Linked DNA regions of Mus musculus: regions 2 and 3 are each linked to region 1. Evidence: chromatin loops called from intact Hi-C (ENCODE). Cell type or tissue: heart. All regions are shown on one strand.

The links. Hi-C counts contacts between places; a loop is a spot of excess contacts. Peaks named below come from ENCODE experiments on the same cell type or tissue, not always from the same donor. Only the 100,000 strongest peaks of a DNase experiment are listed, where the experiment ranks them.
Region 2: it touches region 1 in a loop (2.0-fold over the local background); 3 of 42 quality-filtered maps call a loop at or near these places.
Region 3: a loop joins it to region 1, with 2.0 times the contacts of the local background. A loop is called at or near these places in 3 of 42 quality-filtered maps.

The regions. Positions count from the first base shown.
Region 1 is chr14:76,817,637-76,822,636 of GRCm38, reverse strand. The region is part of intron 1 of Gm30246 (a long non-coding RNA gene); the gene reads right to left. Among named protein-coding and RNA genes, the nearest start is that of Gm30365, 18 kb to the left of the region's middle. In heart, no CTCF peak of the experiment used is centred here; DNase peaks (open chromatin) are centred at 2,816, 3,716, 4,096 and 4,986; H3K27ac peaks cover 4,263 bases.
Region 2 is chr14:76,692,242-76,697,241 of GRCm38, reverse strand. No RefSeq gene overlaps it. Among named protein-coding and RNA genes, the nearest start is that of 1700105F02Rik, 17 kb to the right of the region's middle. In heart, no CTCF peak of the experiment used is centred here; a DNase peak (open chromatin) is centred at 3,101; H3K27ac peaks cover 2,958 bases.
Region 3 is chr14:76,678,776-76,683,775 of GRCm38, reverse strand. 1700108F19Rik (RIKEN cDNA 1700108F19 gene) reads right to left here. Exons shown (of 5, transcript NR_015485.1): 3 at 4,178-4,321; 4 at 3,456-3,650. Among named protein-coding and RNA genes, the nearest start is that of 1700105F02Rik, 3.7 kb to the right of the region's middle. In heart, no CTCF peak of the experiment used is centred here; DNase peaks (open chromatin) are centred at 1,565 and 2,025; H3K27ac peaks cover 1,482 bases.

The DNA of each region.
Region 1 (5,000 bases):
AGAGATTAAACTATTTTAAAATGGGCATGGATTATTGCAAAGGAAATTATCTCAGGGGTAGCAAGTCCTTCTCGGGCTTCTGAAGAAAAAGGAGCAAAAATGTTGCCTGAGCAGGTCAGCTGAAAACCACTAGCAAATTGTATGAGAAAATGGTGTGATGGGGTCCTGCCTCTCCAGGAGTTGTATCCATCTCTGTCCCTTGTGGATATAGGAAAATAAAACACAAAGTGATTGCTTAGGAACATGAACAGGCAGGTGCATGTATTGGCAACGAGAATGTGGGCTACACTGGGGCAGACATCGAGGGAGGGGTAAGAGAATGGGTCTTGAGAGGGTGGGTGCAGAGGGAGCCATAACTCTGAGCACAAAGAAAAAACCTTCTCAGAGCTATCAAAAGCCGACGATGAGACACGACATAATTCCGTCTGGACACCAAAGAGGAGGCTCATTATGGCGCATCGACTATCTGGTGGGAGTGTGGAATGCCTCTTATCACAAGTGAAGAGTTAATAGAGGACTTTGAGCCGGCACATGACCTGATGGCTGAGCTATTGGAGCAACACAGGCCACAGGGAAAAGGCTGGAGGGTAAATTGTAAGTCCAGCATTGCCATAGTTGCCCTGGTAAGAGCAGCATAGGCCGAAAATGGCAGCTGCAGAATGGGGCAGAAGGATTTGTCTGTGACCTCTGCTGTTGGGTTCTTTCCTAACACTATTACATGGCAGACCATGGGTGTTTAAATGTTTTTTTCTTAAACCCAGTTAAGTGCTTTAAAACCCCACTTAAAAGTGACAGAAGATAATAAAATTAGATTGACTCTGGAGGATTTTTTTTTTTTTTTTGAGAACCACTGTAAAGCATTTAACTGGGACACTTGCTCCACCCCACGCCATCAAAGAAGGATCTTTACTAAGAATGTAAGATAACACCACAACCGGAGCTGTTTCTCTCAGCCAACAAAGAGAAGAGCTGTGATGGTGAGCGTGGCTGGTCTTGTACAGTACACGGGTATACAGTGATAGCTGAGCATGTACGGCACACGTGCTCAGCTTGGGCAGAAAGAGAAACACTTCTTAGAGTGTTTTTCCAGAAATGTGTAAGGGGACTGCATAGGTGAGGGATGGCATGGGCAAGGGCACGGCATTGAATTTTATGTTAAGGACCCGGGCTCTGCCAGGGAAGGAGGGGACAGAGATAGAGCTGGGAGCCCTGCACCTGTCACCTCTGCTCATGAAGCTGAACTCAACTCTAGCCTCTCCAGCCACATGCAGTATAAGCTAAAGAGAGATGTGCCCATACATTTCTGACTGAAGGGCTTTGGGAGGGATGTGCTGGGATGTTTTAGATGGAGGAAAGGATCTTTGGCGGTTTAGATGACCTTACATTAAAAGGTCTGGTCCCCAGTGTGACCACACTTAGGGGTGCAGCTGTGGGGAAGGAGACCAGATAATGAAGGATCAGCCTTCATCGGGGACAGGATTCAGGGAGTGACGGAAACATGAGCAGATCGGGAGCTAATATCCTGAGACTCCACCTCCACCCCACAAATCCACCGGAACAAAGGGAGGAGAACTCCTGACAAGACCCTGGACCTTTTGATGTCTCCTGCTGTCCAACAGAGCAGAGCTCTAGTGGGATGACGTAGGCCCCTTCCGTGTCCTAGGTGGAGATGGCTTCCCTCTGTGATCTCCGTGAGGGTCTAACGGAGCAACTTAACAATTCTACCTACCAGTTCTCATGTTCCTTGGCAAAGCCTATCTCAAAGGCTTCACAAAAATTGACTTGGAGTGGTGATGGAATTAAGGAGAGAAGAAATGTTGCTTGTTAGGTGACTAGAAGCTGGATTTTCACAGTTCCGGGAACATACGGAAAGATGAGGGAGAAGGGGAGAACTCCCAAATTAGGAAGCTTGCAGTGGGTCATGCTATTATTTACTTATTCACCCATCCATTCATTCACCTGTTCATTTATTCCCTGGGTCTCTACCTTCACAGAAACTGCGAAAGAAGGGAGACTGTCATCGTGGTTCCCCAACTGGTGTCACGATAGAGAACTGATTTTCTGGGCAAGTGGCTGGAGTGTAGCAGGAAGAAGATGGAGCAGTCAGTCCTGAGTGGGTTTACACTGGCTCGCCCTGTGGCTCCCTGAGTCTGCGCTGAGGCTCATCACAGACGTTTCTGAGAAGGGGGATGGAGGGCCTCATTTCCTCACTGGCCTATGTGGATGACAAGTTTTGACATTAGGGCCTTTCAGTGAGATGCCTGTTTTCAAGGAGGGCTGGAAGCTTTTGTTCAAGTCTCTTCTGGAGTAAGCCTTGAGTTATTCTGCTCAGAGCACCTCACCTAATCATTACTGGCAACTATTCAGGTGTGATTCTAGTGCCTTTATGCACGCACGCACACACACACACACACACACACACACACACAGAGAGAGAGAGAGAGAGAGAGAGAGAGAGAGAGAGAGAGAGAGAGAGAGATGAGGCTCAGAGATCTGCAGTCAGCAGCCCAAGATGCTATGTGTTGGTACAAGGGTGGAAACGCAGCCGCTGGCTCCAGAGCCTGTTTGTTTGCCCTGTCACGACAGTTAGTGCTCCACGGAATGCTTACCCAGGGGGAAAGGATACCTTTAGCAAGCGCTTTGTGCTCTGTTGGCCTCATCTGACTCCTCTTATTTTTTGGTGCTGACACCACTTGCCTCCCACCCTGCAGCTGCCTCTTTCTGGCTCATGCCTTCTTGGGAAAACTTGGCAGGCCTCTGGAATTGGATGTTTCTGCTGGGGCGAAAATATCCGCGTTAGGAACTCAGCTCACGCAGATTAAGCCCTTTGTCCTGAATGTCCAGAAGGAAGTCCAAGTCTCTGAAGAGGTACTGGAGCTCAGCCAGGGTGACCTTTTGTCAGGGAACACCCCTTTATGGACACAAGGGACAGACAGACTGTTCGCTGCTCCTTGGCTGAAGCTGCCCAGTTGCTTAAAAAAAGAAAAAAGAAAAAAGAAAAGAAAAGAAAAAAACCTTCCCCACTCTCCACTCCTGAAACTCCTATAAGGTATTTGGTAAGTCTCAAGTTAGAAATGACTCCTCTAGGACAGCTACCCTCCTGGTCCCGTCCTGGTGGCCTCAGACCCCTGCCTGGGCCCCTACCACATACATTTTCTCTTTCAGTATGCTTACCCTTTAGGCTACTTCCCTACTCTAACTTGTGTACTTCCAGGAGAAGAAAACATGAAGAGTCTCCGGTACTGTAAACTTTAAAGGTCACTTAATTTGATGTGTATTGGTGATTTGCATGCATGTGTGTACACAGTGTGCACGCCCGGTGCCCACTGAGGTCAGCAGAGGATGCTGAAGCCCCTAAAACTGGAGTTACAGATGGCTATGAAGCATCACGTGAGCGCTGGGAGCCAAACCCAAGTCTTCTGCAAGAACAGCCGGTGCTCTTTAGCATTGAGACCCCTATCCAGTCCCCACGATGTTATAAACTTTTAACAAGGGTGGAGTATATAATGAATGGATATGTCCAGTCTAGGTTTTTGTTGAGGAGTTTAAAATAGTAGAGTTTCCATCTGGAACACAGAGAGGATCAGGCACCTCCTATCCTAGTTTCTAGAACATTCCCACGCCCCCTCATTAGACCTCAAAGATGAACCTCTTCATAGCTAGTACAGAAACACCTTGGGAGGGGCATCTTTTTCTTTGAAGGGGGAAGCTTTAGAGGCAGTCATACCCTGGATCTGTGCCCGTGCTTCAGGCTAGGAGCTGGTGGGTTGCAGCAGAGAGGAAGGAATCCCATTCAATAACATTTCTTTCAGGCAGTTGTGTCTAAGGATGTGCACAGTTGGTGAACCAGGACTCAGGGCACTCACTCCCACTCCATGGTGTGTGCACTTGTGTGATCTTGAGTTCTTTCAGACGTATGGTTTAGAGGTAGCCTGGGAAACTGTGCCAGCTCTGAGCAGACACAGCACAGCAGATGAGAAACACTGAAGACAGAAGTCCCTCTCCCTGCAGCAGCGTGACAGTGCAGAGGGTGACAGAGTATGCATGAAGCTGCCTTCCCCCGTGCCCTGCTGAGCAAACATCTGCTCTGTGCCACTCCTGGGGTTAGGCTGAGTCAGGAGCTACGGTAACCCTCAACACCGTATTCCAACTCTTGGGCTATTACCTTTCGGAACTCTCCTGTGCAGGTCACCTCCACACTACAACGCTCTTAGCGGTGGTGATGCAACTTCTCACAGCTCCCGGGTCCCCATGGAGTGCCACTGCCCTTTCTGTGAGCTCTTCCTGTTTACATTTCACTGGAGAACACACTATGCAGAATGTGAAGTGGCTTGGAGCTGGGACTGGTGGCTGGGCAGGCTGAAGGCTGAGGTCCTTGCTTCTGCTTGAATGTGGGTTCTTTGTTCTCCGTGGCCCCATTTTCTTCACTTGAGCAAAGCCCTCACCTTGTAGGCTAATGTAGGGACAGAAGCTACGGTTATCCACCTAAACTGCATACCAGAGTTATCCAAGGAGTCTTAAAAGACTCATTCTCAGGCCCCATTCAGGAATCATTTAATTTAGAGTCTTGAAGAGTGAGTCTAGGCGCTGACATTTTAAAACTCCCCAGGTAACTATAGGCATACTCTAAAAAGTACATTTGTCTCATGTCCAGCGATACTCTACACCATCTGGAAGACACTCTGCTTTCAAAATCTAAAGCCCCACTAATGAATGATGCTGATGTTATTCTTGCTGGTATTCTATTATATTAATCTTCTTCTGAGAAAGGATGCTACTGGATTGAAACACCCCAAACTGAGTATCACAGCACCTGCAAGTGATTACAGCTGCCTGGAGGCTGCTCAGTGGAATGACCTTCAACAGCAAGTCCTGAGGACTCCAGCTCCTTACATGCATGCCTGCACTCCTTCACATCCTTGGGGCATGACCTCTTATGGGCACACTTTATGCAACCTGAGCTTGTGCCAATGGAAACACTTCCAGTTGAAGCTCGGTGT
Region 2 (5,000 bases), 130 kb after region 1:
TTGTGTTTTTAACGTGTGTTTGGGGGGCTGCTATTTGGTGGTCATGCACCTGTCGTGAGTTGATGAGAAGACACTGACAACAGAGAAAAAAATGCCCTTTGTGTGCAAGGAGGCTGTGTTTTCAGCCACACAACCTACCAACAGGATGATTTCCCAGATAATGCCTCTGTCTAGCCGACATCCCCCCTGAGATGTTGCAATTAGCTTTGTTTTGATTGCATGCCCTGAGAGCAGCCTTCTGGTTCTTATTTCGTCACTGCAGGTATCTCAATCCCCAGAAGAGGTGCCCTGGATTACTGGAAATAAGTTGCTTGGTTACCAGAATGTAAGGTAGAGCCTAACATTGTGGAGGAATGGATCCGGTTTATACCAGATACATCAGCTCTCTGTAAGCTTAGCATAATTCAGTCCCTCGAAGTCTAGCAGGGACTAGAAAAATAGAGGTTCTTTTATCAGAAAGCTGGGAGCCAGACTCCAAATCACCATTTCCTACACACACAAACACACACACACACACACACACACACACCCATCCATCCCTCGACTTCCTCACTTAAAACGCCGTGGGAATGAGTACCTGCCTTTGTGCAAGGCTGTTGTGAAGATTACTGTTGTTTATGGGCCAGCATGTACATGAAATGATTCAACCTATGGAAAGTGCTTGGCGCTCGAATGACACGCTAGGTAGTGGTTACTTACGAGGGATGGCCTGTCCCGCCAGCAGCAGTCAGGGACATCTCTCTTTCCTTAGCTGTATTGCACAGCCTTCAGTGTAGTTCCTTCTGGACACTCAACTCTGAAAATGGCTTTATATAAGAGCTGTAACTGGGCGACTTCATGAGCAAAGGACCCCTGAACTTATGCAGGTTATGTGGGCCTTACGACTCCATTGCTGACCCCCTTGAAATTCCTTTTTCAACAAGTTCCTCATTTTTATTTTGCATGGAGCTCTGCTATGACTTGGATAAGTATCCCTCTAATGACCTTTGTGTGAAATGCTTGTCTTCCCCCCCCCCCACCCCCCAGCCCCGCCCCGCCCCGCCCCGCCCCGGGACTGGAGCACTGTCGTTTTCTTCAGGAAGTGAGGCCTGATGGGAAGTCTTAGGCAGTAGCGGGCGTGGACTCCTAGGGGTCTGCAGGAGGTTGCTGGTCTTTTCTTTTCTCTTATTCCACATTTCACGGTGAGTCCTCTGCCGTAATGTGGTGCCTCAAACGTCCTACTGGTCGTAAACTGAAAACTTGTAGAACTATGTGCCAAAATAAACCTTTCCTCCTCTTCCCAGGCTGAATGCCTGGGGAGTTTTGTTATGTGACTAACCACGCCTACAACTCACGCAGTTTATCTTATGCACAAGCGACCTTGATACCGTTCCTCTCTTCCACGTTACGGAAACAAACTACATATAGTTTTTACCTTTAAAAAAAATCAATCAATCAATCTCTTTCACTGTTATTTTAGGGGTTGAGATAGGGTCTCTCTATATATATAGCTTCAGCTGTCCAGGAGCTCACCACCATGAACATCAGGCTGGCCTCAAACTCAAGAGATCCGCCCACCTTTGCCTCCTAGTACTGGGATCAAAAGGAACTTCTCCTCTCTATCTTCACTCCCACCTCCTCATTGTGTAATTCTTTCTGAGATAATTTGTAGCCAGCCTGGCCTTCCGAGCAGGGAGTTAGTCTATACCTGCAGTTGCTGCAAGTGACCTGAAAGCAGAAGGACCTTCCGCGGGCCTCTCATAGAGGACTGTACTCTATTGCTGGAGTTAGAAAGTAGGAGCGGGCGGCACTCACTAGAGTTCACTGGTGACTGCTAGGAAGCAACAGCTACAGTCCCCACAAGTGTCCGTGTCCCCCCCCCCCCCCCCCGCCTGCTGCTGAACCAGGAAACTCCATCCATCCGAGACTCCCTATGAAGCATCCACAGGATGCCTGCTCAGAGAGGAGGAACCATAGTTAGTTCTCAACTAAATCTTGTCATGGTAGAGTTAAAGGCAGAGCCGTTTCAGTCAGGTTTCATAAATCATTCTTCCTTTGGGTTTCCGAGATGGTCTGGCCCAAGGAAACACGGATTCTACCAAGTATATGACCACAAGTCACTCATACATATATATCGTTAGCATTTTGTCTAAGCTCCGCCCCACAGTTGCCTGGCAACAGCCAGGTGTGCCTGACTCGCTATAAAAGGGGCTGCTTGCCCCCTCTGCCCTCTCTTGCTCTTGCCTTCTTGCAACCGCTCTGTCCTCTTGCCCGTTCCCCTCCCTACTCTCCACATGTTCATGGCCAGCCTCTCTCTACTTCTCTCTCTCCTCTCCCCCCCTCTCTCCCTCCCTCCCTCCCTTCCTCCCTCCCTCCCTCCCTCCCTCTCTGTGTCTTTCTCTGTCTCTACTATCCTCTCAACTCCCCCCACCCCCATGCCCTAAATAAACTCTATTCTACACTATGCTGTCCTGTGGCTAGTTCCTCAGGGGGAAGGGATGTCTCAGCATGGGCCCACGGAGGGCCTCCATGCCTACACATTCATCAAATATATTCCTTTTCTCCCTATCTTTTTATAAAACACAGCACATATGAATGGACTTTGTTCGTACGTTGAGTCTGACTTTGGGGCTGAGAACCTTGATATCACTTCTCCATTCCCAGGTTAGCCCCTGTCCTTCCTATGGTCTGATGATCTTTCATCCATGATCCTAGAATGGCCATGCAATTTTTCTGCAGTCACCCATAGTATCGTTATATGGGCCAGTCTTCTGAGATGCTGCCGGGTACAAGAAGTCACCTACATACTCCACCTCCCTACAACTTGGTGGCTTTGATCAGCTCAGCCCACTTCGTTCTGATTTTAGAAGTGCAGTAAGTCTTGTTTCTAAGAAGGGGCTTTGCCATCTTCTTGCAGGAGCCTGAGAAATAGTTTTCAAGGCTACAGAGAAAACAGGGACTGGGAAAACAGGTGTTTATTGCCAGCTCTCCCCACAGCCGCTTACATCGGGGCTGGAGTTGAGACAGGCTGTCCCGCCCAGGCTCAGGATAAGAGTTAAACTCCTGTGGAACGATGACAGAAACAACGTGGGAACCACAGGGTTCTGGCTCATGACGTCCAGGAAGGAAAATCAAGTGGTGTGTGGCGATTAGTCTCTTTACAATGATGGGGTGGTTTCCTGGGGTGTTTGGACGCACTTGGGGGTGGCGCGGTCTCCAAGAGGGGGAAAGGCTCTGAGAACAAGATATGAATAGTTCCTTGTTTTCCATTTTTAAGATAGAACAATGTACACTCTGGTGTGTGAGCTTAAGAGTGGAGTCAAAAGTTCAGGTGTCTTCTGGCCTTTCAGATCTGTCCTGACTCACAAGTAAACACTGGCTCCAAATCCGGACAGCTTAAAAGTTTAAGAGAAACTATGTACATTTTGTTCGATTGTTCTTTTTTTTTTTTTTTTTTTTTTTTTTTGGTTTTGGTTTGTTTTTTCAGAAATAAAGAAATACACTAAATCCTTTCTTTATAAAAACAAACACACGAAAGCTAACTCCACCAGGCAAAAACAAATGTGAACCCCACAGACAGATTATGTTTAGAGCCCCCCCCCACTCATGTTAGTGGGAAGCAGATGTGACTACGGTGAGGTAGGGGCAGACAAACAAGCTTGGTAACACAGCCATAAGGCCAACTTAGCAGTTCTTCACAGCCTCACTCTGAGGGAGACACTGTGGCCTCTTTGTCTATGCTGTTCCCAGCTTTACGCAGGAATCTGAAAACCACTTTCCATATGTTTTTATTTAACTTCTGGCCCCATCCTTCCTTGTTCCTCCCTCAACAGCCCTTATGAGTAACTGTCCACTGACTTTTCTGCTTGCACATCTACCTAGGTATGCTTTTTTTTTTTAACCAAACATACCTAACTCTTAGCATATGTCTTCACAATAAAATTTCTTCTTGTCACTTCCAGATGACAAGTTGAAACTGGTAGAGCCTTACACATAAGCCAATTTTAACCAACATTGTACTGATGGAGGTGGGTCTGCCCTGTGCAGTCTCTCCGTGTTCACCTTCCCTGATTCTCTCCTTCCTTCTCCTCTAATCCTTTCTTTCTTCTCCTCTATTGCCAAAACCACTAAGTTCCAGTCAGAGAGATGGCTCAGTGGGTAAAGGTGCTTGTGGCTAAGCCCGAAGATCAAGATTCAATCGTTGGAAACTCACATTGTGGAAGGAGAGTGGTGAAGAACTCCAACAAATAATCCTCTGACTCCCACAAGCGTGCCATGGCATGCACGGCTCACCTCCCCCCACACAGGGAATAAATACATGTAAACAGCTTTAAAGAAAAGCATCCAGCTTGTCTAGTAAAGATGCTAAATTTCTGACTTATGCTTGCGGTATATTCCACAGAACATGAGCACAGCTCCCGGGACTCCCAAGGGTGGCCTGAGCCTATGTGGGTAGGGGCCCTGATTCATTTTAACTAAGATGGAGTCCAAAGGGTGAGACAGGAAGCAGGACTCTAGGACGCCAGTGCAGATAACTCGGGAACGTCTCTCCTGGGTAACTTCTCTTCTTCCTCCTGCCTGACGTCCCTCAGTACCACCATGGACAGCATGCGCTCTGATGGTAATCATTTATCATCTTTAGTTTGCCTTTCAGACTCTTGAGAAAAATAGGAGAACACAAGTTACTCAGGACTCAGGGGATGCCCATGGAAAGAGCACATCTTGAGTCAATGAAAATCTCAAATGGAAACATATTTGTCTGTGTGGCCAAAGGATGGTGGACAGAGAGATGCTAAAATCCCCCAAGGATGTTCCCACAGTCCTCTGTTAGCTCCTGCCTCCTGCTGTTTCCCTAGACCTTGTCATTCCTCAAGGTGATGATGTGGTCACCAGCAAAGCTTATCTCCCTATGTCCTGTGTCTTAAGCTCACCCCCCCCCCCCCCATGCCCTGCTCTACTCCCGCCCCTGCTGATCTCATGGAAAATTCCCTAAGGAATGGTGTGGATTGGCCGACTGTGAT
Region 3 (5,000 bases), 140 kb after region 1:
AAGCATATTCAAATCACCACAGAGATAGAAATACTGTAAGTTCAAAGTCTGCCTAGGCTACCAAGTGAGTTGAAGGCCAGCCTGTGCAAAATAAGTGAGACCTTGTCTCAAGACTAAAAATAAAAATAAGAGGGCAAGCAAAATGTTTGTACTAGTGCAAAAGTGGTAAGCCTGCCATGCATGGGGGTAACTGCCTCCTGACAGGATTTGAGGCCGGCTGCACAGTGGCCAATCCATGCCTGGTACTGTTAACCTAGTTAGAAGTCCTTGACTGGGGAAGCCATAGACCCTGAGGGAGGGGAACTGACTACTGTTGTTTTGTTAAGTGTACATACAGTCAAATGTTTATGCTTATGCCCATAGATTAGGGATGCTGTCAGCTCTGGTCAGAAAAGGTTCTGTTGCTGTAGGTAACAGGTAACTATTGACGCAGACTCGAGGCTGAGATTAAGTGGCTCCCAAGGGTTTAGTCCTAAGCGGGACATCTAGATCCCATGTTTGGGAAACAGAAGAACATGAAACAGGCCAAAGATAAGAGGAAAGGGATGGGAAGGAGCACTATGAAACAGTGACTTTTGGGCATCACATGAATATTGTAACAGACTGAATCCCTCAGGACATGGCTTGGTGGAACTCCTGGGAGCCCCCCAGGACCTCTGAATCATTGATGGTTCCTGGGAGAGGGAAGAATCTCCTTGCCAGTGACACAGTCCTGGTAAGTTGCCCTTTCTGAGGTAAATAACCTCTCACACATGTTCATGCAAGTACACATGTACACACCGAAGACACATGTACACACCAAAGACACATGTACACATGTACACACCGAAGACAAGAGGAGGAGGAAGACTTGCTCAGAAGGAGTGACTCATGATGGGGACAAGATAAGAGAGATGAGGGGGAGACACACAATAAACGGACATTATGTAAACCTGTGAAGAATAAATAATATTAAATGAAATAAATATAAATAAATGGGTCAAAAATATAGCTCATTAGAAAAATGTTTGCCTAGCTTGCACCAAGACCTAAGTTCAAGGTTTAACACTGATGACAAAGGTGAATACTTGAGAATACAATCATTTCCACATCCTCTTGATGAACACTGAAATGGCCAAGGATGTTTCATTTGACATAGAAAGAACAGCTGACGCAGCCTGGAATTTGCTAGATCAGATCTCCTCAGAGAAACTTGAGTTCAGAATCTGACAGTGTGACTTTGAACAAATTACCTATGTAACCTCAACATCAGCTTCTTTCTATGTCCAATAAGGGCGAAGAAAACAGTGCTGTTTAAAAGTCACAGTGAAGCCGGGTGGTAGTGGTGCACGCCTTTAATCCCAGCACTTGGGAGGCAGAGGCAGGCAGATTTCCGAGTTCGAGGCCAGCCTGGTCTACAAAGTGAGTTTCAGGACAGCCAGGGCTCTACAGAGAAACCCTGTCTTGAAAAAAAAAAAAAAAAGAAAGTCACATCGAGTGCCTGCCAGCCTCCGTGTCATCAACTAAGCTAGATAAATAGGATAGCAATAGCAAGAAGCATTCCTCTAACTGTGACTGTGACCTTCGCTCTTCTGAAAACACACCCTTGACTTGTGCAAACACTTGGCTTCCTCTCTTCCATGTATAAGAGATGAGCTGCCAATATTTCTCAACCTCGTCTGAACAATTTTTCAGTAGAAAAATTTGTAGAAACCAAATTTGCTGTATTCACTCGTCCACAGCTTTCAATGGTCCAAACTAAACATTCCTATTTAATACAGGGTTTTCTTTCCCAACAACTCAGGATACACACACACACACACACACACACACACACACACACAGAGAGAGAGAGAGAGAGAGAGAGAGAGAGAGAGAGTTGCTTACCTCAGCAATTCATTTCTCATTTTGGTTTGGGCCACAGCCAGTTGGTAAAAGGTTTCAGCGTGTGTGTTTACCGCCTCTTTGTTCTCAGGCATTTCTGGGGCCTCCTGGCAGCTCTCTGGTCTGCAGCAAAGCCTTCCAGGGTTGCAAAGTCCAGACAGATCCCAGGCTCTGACACTGCCTTGGGCTGACAGAGAACAGCTGGAAGTCGTTCATCTCCTAAGCCAAACTCATGCCCAGATCTCTAGGCAAGTTTGAGGCAGGAGCTGAGCCTCTGGCCCCAGGAGCTAGCTTTACTAGAGCTGTTTAACAATCATTGCACACTAGCTTCTGGACTCTCAATTCTCCTCATCTCCAACAAGAAGTCAGAGGACTATAGTTGGGCTGCTGTGTGTATGCCCATCATATTTGCTTTTCAGTAATAATGCTACACATTCCAACTTCCAGGAGGCCCGGGCATCTCTTTCTGCATTCATCACCCGAGTCTGAGCCTCCAGTCCTGATCCCAGTTAAGGGTCCTACTGTGATTGAACTTGAGCTTAGAGCCTGCTCCCCAAGTCGGGTTCAGCCACCCATCATCAATAAACCAAGTAAAAGAGCCAAATTAATAGTGGAGAGAGAGCAAAAAGTGGGATATTTTCTCCATATGGCCAATTTGGGAAAGGAACAGAGATTCAGTGATGCGCCAAGTCTGTCTTTGGAGTCCTGAAGTCAGATTCAAGTTTAAAGAGGGTTAAGGACAGTCACACTTAAGTCGTCGGATCAAGGTGTGGTCTTACCCGCCGCTGACCCATCCCTGTCTGAGCCTCCACTGGTGATCTGACATGTTGTTAAAATTGAATGAAATCTCTTGTTCACAGTTGAACTTTTCCTTCCGGTAGGAGATTCCTGGGGAAATTCTCATTTATTAGGGGCCCATTGTTGTTTAATAGTCTGATGGATTGAGAGACGCTGTGTTTCTTTAGAAATTCTTCGGCTGCACTTCTCTAAGCCTGGACGTAAGAAAATCAATTCCATCCGAGCTGAAGTCCTCTCCAGCCCTCTCATCTCCCTGCCGCCATTATAGCATTGAAATACATACCTACATTTAAATGCATACTGTGGCAAAGATAATTCAAAGATTGTATGACTCTACAGTCAAAGATACCACCATTAGCCTTCAACTGACCAGGATCCAAAACTGATCTGGCCGTTGTCTGGTGTTCTGGGATCTTGAACCAAGTCTATCATCTCCCTTTGCCTCAGCTCCCCTAATGTAAAGCAAGGATTTAGACACCTAGAGCTGGCATAGACAGAGGGAGTGGCTAGGAAAGGCCTAGTCCACGCTGGTGGTCAGTATCGAAAGTCTAAATACAAATTCTGCTAGACTCTGTTCTCCTCAGTACACTCTGGGTTTGTTTCAGCCATTGGGAACTGGGGGGTGGGGTGAGTCTGGAGGATAGCAATGAGACAAGAGTAGAGTCCTTGCGTGATTTAAGTGGTTCTCTCCACTCTCAGTTTTCATTGGAAGCAAACGTCTTTATCTACACAGTGAGACTCTTTTTATTTAAATGCTCCAACATCAGTGTATGTCACCCTGTCGTGGGGATTACCTAAAATGTTCTTCCAGTAAGGGGCTGTCACTGTATCCTATAAGAAGACACAGAAGATTTCTGAAATCCACTGGACTCCTCGCACATGGCAATGAACGTATTTTCCCAGTTTCCCTGTGGCCCGAGCTTGACCTCTGTTTGGCACCCTTTGCTCCAACCAGGAGACGATGAGCTACGAAATCTCACCATTGCTTCCTGAGAGAGGAAAGAGATCATGTCACATCATACTAGGAGGAAACGTCTGACAGGTAAAGTACACAAGTCCCCCCTAGCCATTCTCTGTCATTCCTCTCCATGAGAAAAACAAACAAACAAACAAACAAACACTAAAATCTATCAGGGATTTTGGGGTGAAGGGTGGGTAGAACTACTGCCTAATTTCACTCATCAACAAAGAAACAACCCTGAAGAAATGTCCTGAAAGAAGTGGCTTCTTCTTCTTCTTCTTCTTCTTCTTCTTCTTCTTCTTCTTCTTCTTCTTCTTCTTCTTCTTTTTTTCAAGACAGGGTTTCTCTGTGTAGCCCTGGCTGACCTGGAACTCACTCTGTAGACCAGGCTGGCCTCGAACTCAGAAATCCGCCTGTCTCTGCCTCCCAAGTGCTGGGACTAAAGGTGTGAGCTACCATTGCCCGGCTACAAGAAGTGGTTTCTTTTGTACCACCAATGACACCGTCTCAGAGCTCTATGGAATAGCACCTTCTTCCAAACTATTGCCAACTTACCTTGAGGCCAAAACCAGGCAGGATGTCCTGTACACGCTGATAGAAACTGCACACCATAGCCTTGGCCACTGATGCATCTGACTATTGACAATTCCACATTTTATGTAAGAAATCTGAGATGCTCTGTCAGACGCCAACAAGTTCCTCAGTAGAAAAGACAGAAAGTTAGCCACCTTACTTATCTATCGCCCTCGTGATCTGGAGGATCCATAATGACTTCAAGAATGTAACACATCCAGTCCTCAAAGAACCCTGGTGGGTGGTCAGGGTCCTAGGAGAACACAGCAGAGGTCTAAGATGAATATTAAAGTGAACAGTATATTTAGTCAGCAAAATCCCTCTGGGCATAGCTGGCAACCAGACTTCTACACTGAAGTCTACACTTTCTGTCACGATGACAACTACAGAAATGTTCACACGAGAAAGTGAAAGGCTCAAAATGCCTTTGTAAAAACTGTTCAGTTGTGAATTCTTCAAACCTCCTCCAAAGTCCACAAATAGTTGAGTGGTGGCTTCCTGGTTCCAGTTTGTCCTTCCTCGCTCTTATTGAATAAATCCATCAAACGCCCACCCTGCTCTGGGAAAGCATCCCTGCACAAACAATAGACCAGGCAGAGTCTTTGTAACACAAACCCAGCCTGCCCAGAAGGGAAAAAGCCAATTGAAAGACACAATGCAGGGGGTGATCTGGCAGGGACAATAGAGCATCCCGCTCTTGCCTTGAATTCCCCTGGTTTTGATGTCAGTGCCCAGGCCCTGGGCTCCTTCCTCAGTAAAATGCATAGATCTGAATCTTCGAGAGGTTGGTGGAAAGAGAAAGCAT